Regions from separate parts of the Homo sapiens genome. Here region 1 is linked to region 2. A link is an interaction called in ENCODE POLR2A ChIA-PET data of the cell type or tissue named here. Cell type or tissue: HCT116. All regions are shown on one strand. Each heading gives the region's core, and the rest is flanking DNA. Links, peaks and the distances in the headings are about the cores only. Region 1 has its middle 9.7 kb from the start of TRS-GCT4-2. Region 2 overlaps RAD51 (RAD51 recombinase).

Region 1 (4,391 bases), core at 299-4,298, 140 kb before region 2:
ACTTTAGCTAGACACAGAGGGCTGATTGGTGCATTTTTACAGAGTGCTGATTGGTGCATTCACAATCCTTTAGCTAGACACAGAGCGCTGATTGGTGCATTTTTACAGAGGGCTGATAGGTGTGTTTACAATCTTCTAGCTAGACAGAAAAGTTCTCCAAGTCCCCACTGACCCAGGAAGTCCTGCTGACTTCACCTCTCACTGGAATGTTAATACAAAACCTGTGACAAAAGTACTACCTATAAGGAGCCCAGGTTGAATCTAGTTGTCCTTTGCTATGCTGAACAGTTGGCTGTTCTTGAATGTGTTTTTTATCCTTATAAAATGGTATCCTTTTGGCTGGGTGCAGTGGCTCATGCCTATAATCCTAGCACTTTGGGAGGCCAAGGCGGGCAGATCGCCTGAGCTCAGGAGTTCCAGACTAGCTTGGGCAACACGGTGAAACCCTGTATCTACTAAAATACAAAATAAATTAGCTGGGCGTGGCAGCGTGCGCCTGTTGTCCCAGCTACTCAGGAGGCTGAGGCAGGAGAATTGCTTGAATCCGGGAGGCAGAGGTTGCAGTGAGCCGAGATCGCGCCACTGCACTCCAGCCTGGGCGAGAGAGCAAGACTCTGGCTCTACAGAAAAAAAAAAAAAGTATCCTTTTAAAACTTTTATTATAGCCCCCTTCCCTCACCCCTGCTCTGGAGGTAACCACTATTAATAACTAAGGGGTCCCAAAGGGGTGGGGGTGAGGCAGAACAAGGTCTGGAGGCAGGGAACCTAAGGCCATTTCACACTGACTTCCTAGAACTAAATTGATAGGAAAGCCCTAACTGTCCACTCCTAATAACAAAAGGACCAGAGGTTACTCCCTTTGCAAACCCCCAACTTTTCTGCCCCGCAGATGGGAAATTGAAAGTACCTCTGATTGGTTGCTTTTTGCAATCGATCAGATGTTTCCATGGGACTGTGACCTTTGTAACATCACTTCAGCCTCCGATTGGTTGTTGTCTGCAACCAATCAAACTGATTGCTGGCCAAGTCTTCCTTTGCATAGAAGTGCAACTTTGTAACTTCAGTTTAGCCTCTGATTGGTTGCCTTTGCAACCATGAGGTGAACACCAAGTGGCCAACGGGAAACCTCTAGGGGCTATTTGGACCCGAGAAGATTCTGTATTGGGGGCCCTTGAGCCACTGCTTGGCCCACTGCCACACTGTGGAGTGTACTTTCATTTTCAATAAATCCCTGCCTTCATTTCGTTCCTTTCGTTGCTTCATTCTTTCCTTGCGTTGCTGTGCATTTTGTCCTATTCTTTGTTCAAAATGCCAAGAACCTGGACAACTTGCAGTCAAGACCCTCTAGCGGTAATGGGGAGGGGGGAAAATAATGATAAAAATAAAGGGTTCTCCTGCCTGTTTTCTATTCATAGATACAAAAATCTATATGTATTTCCTTTAATAAAAATAAAAATGAGATCATGCCATGCAAATTGTTCTGTAACTTGATTTTTTGGATTTTTTTTTTTTTTTTTTTTGCGACGGAGTCTCTGCCACCCAGGCTGGAGTGCAGTGGCGCAATCTTGGCTCACTGCAACTTCCGCCTCCTGGGTTCAAGCAATTCTCCTGCCTCAGCCTCCGGAGTAGCTGGGACTACAGGCACACGCCGCCACGCCCGGCTAATTTTTTTTTTGTATTTTTAGTACAGACGGGGTTTCACCATATTGGCCAGGCTGGTCTCCAACTCCTGACCTCGTGATCTGCCCGCCTCAGTCTCCCAAAGTGCTGGGATTACAGGCGTGAGCCACGGTGCCCAGCCTTGATTTTTTTTTTTTTTTTTTTTTTGAGACGGAGTCTCGCTCTGTCGCCCCAGTCTGGAGTGCAGTGGCGCGATCTCAGCTCACGGCAAGCTCCGCCTCCCGGGTTCACGCCATTCTCCTGCCTCAGCCTCTCGGAGTAGGTGGGACTACAGGCGCCCGCCACCACCCCCGGCTAATTTTTTTTTTTTTTTTTTTTTAGTAGAGACGGGGTTTCACCGTGGTCTCGATCTCCTGACCTCGTGATCCGCCCGCCTCGGCCTCCCAAAGTGCTGGGATTACAAGCGTGAGCCACCGCGCCCAGCCGATTTTTTTTTTTATAGCTGCATTGTGTTCCATTGTACTACAATCTATCTTCTGTTGCTGGAATTTTAGGTGTTTGCAGTTTTTCACTATTCTCAGGCCATAGTAAACATCCTTATATACCCTTCCACACTTGTAGCATAGTTTCTACAGGACAGTTTTTTAGTGTAATTATGGGGTCAATGGCTTTAAATATAAATAGGTAATAGGAAACTGCCCTCCAAAAAGATTATACCAATTTTCATTCTGTCCAGTCATGTGAGAGGCTGAGGCAGCTGAATGCAGCAACTGAAAATGCAGCTGGTCCAGCAGCTGCATTTTTCAAAGTTGGCATTGTTTCCAGTCAGGGTTGGAACCATGGGTTTCCCTGAATGTCTGTATCTTTTCACGGATGACCTAGACTTGCTTGAGTCAATCTTGCTTCCAAAGACTTTAGAGAAAATGGACTGATTTCAAAGCCTTTTCGAGGTTTGGATGATTGATCCTCAAGACTCACATATTCTAGAACATAGGATTATTGAAAACCAAAGACAGAAGCAGAACAGCCATGGAATGTGACCAGTTTTTAGTTGGGTAAGTTTACTGTGGTCCTGACGAGGTATCATCACCAAAGGCACTCATTCTGCTTAGAACACTGTCTTGTACATGGTGAACAATATTGTCTATGATTATGATTTTTGTTTTCTTCCCCTCCAAGTCCTCTGTCATCCTCTTCTTTTCATTTGAAGCTTGTCCACGTTTTCAAAACTGCAACATTTTTGTCAACCATTAACTAGGTGAAAACAGTTAAGAATTGCCTACTAAAGTTGAACACACACATAACCAATGACTCTACTTCTAGCTATCTACCTACAGAAACACTTGTACATGTGCCCCAAGAGACATATAAAAACAGTCACAGCAGTGTTCTTGCAGCAAAAGACTGGAGATAACAAAAATATCCATCAATAAGAGAATGGATACCTAATTGTATGTTCAGATAATTGCAAACTAATCAGCAGTGAAAATGAACGAATTATACGGATAAAACAGTGTCCAGTGACAGAAGTTACAGATGAATACGTTATATAAAATGAATACATTATATAAAATTAAAAAACAGACAAAACATATTTAAGACTACAAATATGTATAAATATGTATATTTGGTAAGAAAAACAAGAGAATGATTAACATGAAATTCAGAAAAGTTGTTATCTTTGCCAGACACGGTGGCTCACGCCTGTAATCCCAGCACTTTGGGAGGCCAAGGCAGGTGGATCACGAGGTCAGGAGATCGAGACCATCTTGGCTAACACGGTGAAACCCCGTCTCTACTACAAATACAAAAAATTAGCCAGGCGTGGTGACATGCACCGCAATCCCAGCTTCTCGGGAGGCTGAGGCAGGAGAATCGCATGAACCCGGGAGGCGGAGTTTGCAGTGAGCCGAGATCGCGCCACTGCACTCCAGCCGGGGGCGACAGAGTGTGACTCCGTCTCAAACAAACAAACAAACAAACAAACAAAAAGTAGTTACCTTTTTTTTTTTTGGAAATGGAGTCTCACTCTGTCTCCCTGGCTGGAGTGCAGTGGCGGGATCTTGGCTCACTGCAACCTCCGCCTCCCAGGTTCAAGCGATTCTCCTGCCTCAGCCTCCCGAGTAGCTGGGATTATAGGCGCCCGCCACCACGCCTGGCTAATTTTTTGTATTTTTTTTTTTTTTAGTAGAGACAGGGTTTCACCATATTGGTGAGGCTGGTCTCAAACTCCTGACCTCGTGGTCTGCCTGCCTCATCCTCACAAAGTGCTGAGATTACAGGCGTGAGCCACTGTGCCCGGCCAAAGTAGTTATCTTTTTGGTGGGAGGATGCCTCCAGGAAGGGACACACAGGAAGCATCAAAGGTGCTAGTAATCTGCCACCTGCCAAGAGGGTAGGAAAAAAAAATTAAAATAATTAAAAATCATTTTTTAAAAAAGAAACAAAGGGGCTGGTAATGTTCTATTTCTCAAGCTGGGTGGTGTATATACAGCATTGCTGTTTTTTTCTTTCTTTCTTTCTTTCTTTTTTTTTTCGGAGACAAGGTCCTGCTCTGTTGCCCAGGCTGGATTGCAGTGGCACGATCATGGCTCACTGTACTCTCGACCTCCCAGGTTCAAGTGATCCTCCCACTTCAGCCTCCTGAGTAGCTGGGACCGCAGCACACACCAGCACACCCAGCTAATTTTTGCATTTTTGGTAGAGACAGGGTTTTGCCATGTTTCCCAGGCCTGTCTGGAACTCTTGGGCTCAAGTGATTCACCCATTTG
Region 2 (4,351 bases), core at 352-4,351:
CTACTCGGGAGGCTGAGGCAGGAGAATGGCGTGAACCTGGGAGGCGGAACTTGCAATGAGCCGAGATCGTGCCACTGCACTCCAGCCTGGGCGACAGAGTGAGACTCCGTCTCAAAAAAAAAAAAAAAAGAGGATGGTATTTCCAGCCAACTTGTCCCAAGCTGTGGGAATTCCATGTCCTGCTTCTGGAGCCTAAGCACAGAGGTTCCCATAGTTTTTTTTGTGAGTGCCGCTGAGAGAAAAGCTAGGATAACTCTTTATTCTGGTAAACCTTCTCTGTTTTTATAGCAAATAGATAATCTCCCTTTCTTTTTTAATTTTTAATTTTTTTTTAATTTTATAAATAGAGATGGGGTTTTGCCATGTTGCCCAGGCTGGTCTCAAACTCCTGAGCTCAAGCAATCCTCCCCACTCAGCCTCCCAGAGTGCTGGGATTACAAGCATGAGCCACCGTGCCCAGCCTTTTCTCCCTTTCTGATAGTAGATTATATCAGTGTATTTTTTTGTTCGTTTGTTTGTTTGTTTTTGAGACAGAGTCTTGCTCTGTCACCCAGGATGGAGTGCAGTGGTGCGATCTCGGCTCACTGCAACCTCTGCCTCCCGGTTTCAAGCGATTCTCCTGCCTCAGCCTCCCAAGTAGCTGAGAAGCAGGGATTACAGGCGCCTGCAACCAACCCGGCTACATTTTGTATTTTTAGTAGAGATGGTGTTTCACCATGTAGTCTAGGCTGGTCTCAAACTCCTGATCTCAAGTGATCTGCCCACATCAGCCTCCCAAATTGCTGGGATTACAGGTGTGAGCCACTGCGCCCAGCCATATCAGTGTTTCTTGAGGCAGAACTAGAAGACTTGTGCAGTAAAGTACTTACACCTGTTACATCTTTTTTTTTTCACCATACATTCATGATCTAAATAGAGAAAACTTATATCTCTTCATTCTTGTTTTATTTGGTCAGGATCGTAAGGTGTAACTCTATCCTAATGCCATCTGTTTATCCTCATGACAGAATCGTGAACCTAGAACATAATCATAGCACACTGGGTTTTATGTAAACATTCTCTTTTTTTTTTTTTTTTTGAGATGGAATCTCACTCTGTCACCCAGTCTGGTGTGCAATGGTATGATCTCGACTCACTGCAACTTCTGTCTCCCGGGTTCAAGCGATTCTTCTGCCTCAGCCTCCCAAGTAGCTGGGATTACAGGTGCCTGCCACCACGCCCGGCTAATTTTTGTATTTTTAGTAGAGATGGGGTTTTGCCATGTTGACCAGGCTGGTCTCCGACTCCTGACATCAGGTGATCCACCTGCCTCGGCATCCCAAAGTGCTAGGATTACAGGCGTGAGCCACCGCACCTGGCCCTCAAAGAATAGGTTTGATTTAGGTCAGGCGTGGTGGCTCACGCCTGTAGTCCCAGTATTTTGGGAGGCCAAGGTGGGCGGATTATGAGATCAGGAGGTCAAGACCAGCCTGATCAATATGGTGAAACCCTGTCTCTACTAAAAATAAAAATATTAGCTATGCATGGTGCTGCATAGCTCCATGCTACTTTGGAGGCTGAGGCAGGAGAATCGCGTGAACCCAGGAGGTGGAGGTTGCAATGAGATCACGCCGCTGCACTCCAGCCTGGGTGACAGAGCAAGACTCCGTCTCAAAGAAAAAAAAAAAAGAATGGATTTGATTTATCCCAAAGACTTGCCAGGTAGAGCTCCAGAGTAGTTGGGTGCTATCATCTCTCTGCTTATAGTTTGCCTGAACTTCTTAATAGAAAGGGAAATACATTCTTTGGTCCTGAAACTACTGTCAGTACCACTTCTTCCCTACCTATTCAGGTAATTTAAGTGTCAGAAACAAATTGCTCATCTGCCTGAGTTCTGTGTGCAGCCTAAAAATGTTCTCTCCTCTCTCATAGGTATGGTCTCTCTGGCAGTGATGTCCTGGATAATGTAGCATATGCTCGAGCGTTCAACACAGACCACCAGACCCAGCTCCTTTATCAAGCATCAGCCATGATGGTAGAATCTAGGTATGTGTTCAGTATAAGACACCAAATATGTTCTTAAGAGTCCTTCCCTGAATCTTGTAATGGCTATTTGGCCAGATTGATAGTAGTTTGAATTAGAAATGAGGAGGTTTAAGTATAATTCCTGTGTTGACACTCTTGCTTTGTAGTTTAGGTCAAGTCACTATTAAAAATGAAACCATAATCTACTTGAACTTGCTGGAAATCTTGTTAAACGGTGCCTCAGATGTTAGTACTGTGCAAATATTTTAATAAAACATCTATATACAGGCCGGGCGCGGTGGCTCAAGCCTGTAATCCCAGCACTTTGGGAGGCCAAGGCGGGTGGATCACAAGGTCAGGAGATCGAGAACATCCTGGCTAACACGGTGAATCCGTCTCTACTAAAAAAATACAAAAAAATTAGCTGGGTGTGGTGGCGGGCGCCTGTAGTCCCAGCTACTCCGGAGGCTGAAGCAGGAGAATGGAGTGAACCCGGGAGGCAGAGCTTGCAGTGAGCCAAGAATGCCCCACTGCACTCCAGCCTGGGCGACAGAGCTAGACTCCATCTCAAAAAAAAAAAAAAAAAAAAAAAAATCTGTATACAGGAAAAACTATGAATATGAGATTTTAGGGTGGTAAGGAAGGGACCAGAATCTGACACAGGCTAGAAATAGGCTTCAGAGAATCCTTGTTTCCTGTAGGTATGCACTGCTTATTGTAGACAGTGCCACCGCCCTTTACAGAACAGACTACTCGGGTCGAGGTGAGCTTTCAGCCAGGCAGATGCACTTGGCCAGGTTTCTGCGGATGCTTCTGCGACTCGCTGATGAGGTAAGTTGTGGGATAGGGACAGAGAATGCCTACTTTCAGTGGCTGTGAATTCCAGGAGCCTTGCTAGGAGGCTAAGACATCAGTGCCTGAGATCATCAAGCTCTTAGGAAGAAGAGAGACATTAGTTATTCGTTATTTTGTGGGGGAAAGTGGTGGCAGCATTAAGGCTTTTGGAGTGTCTATGGCCACAAAATTGACATTTATCCTTTCCCCATCAGTTTGGTGTAGCAGTGGTAATCACTAATCAGGTGGTAGCTCAAGTGGATGGAGCAGCGATGTTTGCTGCTGATCCCAAAAAACCTATTGGAGGAAATATCATCGCCCATGCATCAACAACCAGGTAAGGTGTTGATGGGATCAGTTCTTCTTTTCGGAATGTCATATTAACTGTGAAGACATGAAGATATAACATTTTCATTTAAGCCCTGTTAAAGCTACTGTTGTATAGACACTTAGGAACTCTTGCTAATCTAATTAACATGCTCTCGTTGGTATAGATGTTTTAGTTCATAAAAGAATTAAAAACCCACAAGTGTGGAAGAATGAATATGAGTAATTGATATGCCTCTCCCCTGTTATTTAAAAAATGTTTGGGCTGGGCACAGTGGCTCACACTGGTAATCCCAACACTTTGGGAGGCCAAGGTGATAGGATGGTTTGAGGCCAGGAATTCGACACTAGTAAGGGCAACAAAGTGAGGCCTCTGTCTCTACAAAAAAAAGTAGCTGGTGTGGTGGCGTGTGCCTGTAGTCTTAGCTACCCAGGAGACTGAGGCAGGAGGATCAGTTGAGCATAGGAATTCGAGGCTGTATTGAGCTATGATCACACATCACTGCACTCCAGCCTGGCAAAAGAGCAGGACACTGTCTTGAAAAAATTTTTTTTCTTTTTTTTTTTTTTTTTTTGAGATGGAGTCTCGCTGTGTCACCCAGGCTGGAGTGCAGTGGCACGATCTCGGCTCACTGCAAGCTCCGCCTCCCGGGTTCACACCATTCTCCTGCCTCAGCCTCCCGAATAGCTGGGACTACAGGCACCCGCCACCACACCTGGCTAATTTTTTTGTATTTTTAGTAGAGATGGGGTTTCACAGTGTTAGCCAGGATGGTCTCGATCTCCTGACCTCGTGATCTGCCCAACTCAGCCTCCCAAAGTGCTGGGATTACAGGCGTGAGCCACCATGCCCGGCCTAAATTTTTCTTTTTTTAATGTTTGTTTCAATATGGACAATCCACTGAGAGGGGCCAGGGCAAAAATGGATTCTGCCAGGTTGGAAATGCACTAAGGAAAACAGTACAGAAACATTCCCAGGGTCCTTCTAGGAAGAATATATGTCTAAAAAATTTTCAGCTCTGTTACAAAGTCAGGAACGGAATTGTTTAATTATAATAAATTGGTGCTTTGGTCTGTGTCTTTGGGTCAGATTGTATCTGAGGAAAGGAAGAGGGGAAACCAGAATCTGCAAAATCTACGACTCTCCCTGTCTTCCTGAAGCTGAAGCTATGTTCGCCATTAATGC

The links. Peaks named below come from ENCODE experiments on the same cell type or tissue, not always from the same donor. Only the 100,000 strongest peaks of a DNase experiment are listed, where the experiment ranks them.
Region 1: POLR2A ChIA-PET joins it to region 2 with 5 read pairs; 6 of 35 experiments call an interaction of 5 or more read pairs at or near these places.

Annotation. Positions count from the first base shown.
Region 1 is chr15:40,581,972-40,586,362 of GRCh38, forward strand. No RefSeq gene overlaps it. Among named protein-coding and RNA genes, the nearest start is that of TRS-GCT4-2, 9.7 kb to the right of the region's middle. In HCT116, for the core only: no CTCF peak of the experiment used is centred there; DNase peaks (open chromatin) are centred at 1,010 and 1,870; H3K4me3 peaks cover 1,680 bases; H3K27ac peaks cover 1,559 bases.
Region 2 is chr15:40,726,800-40,731,150 of GRCh38, forward strand. RAD51 (RAD51 recombinase) reads left to right here. Exons shown (of 10, transcript NM_002875.5): 7 at 1,912-2,025; 8 at 2,706-2,835; 9 at 3,054-3,175; 10 at 4,256-4,351. Among named protein-coding and RNA genes, the nearest start is that of RMDN3, 26 kb to the right of the region's middle. In HCT116, for the core only: no CTCF peak of the experiment used is centred there; no DNase peak of the experiment used is centred there.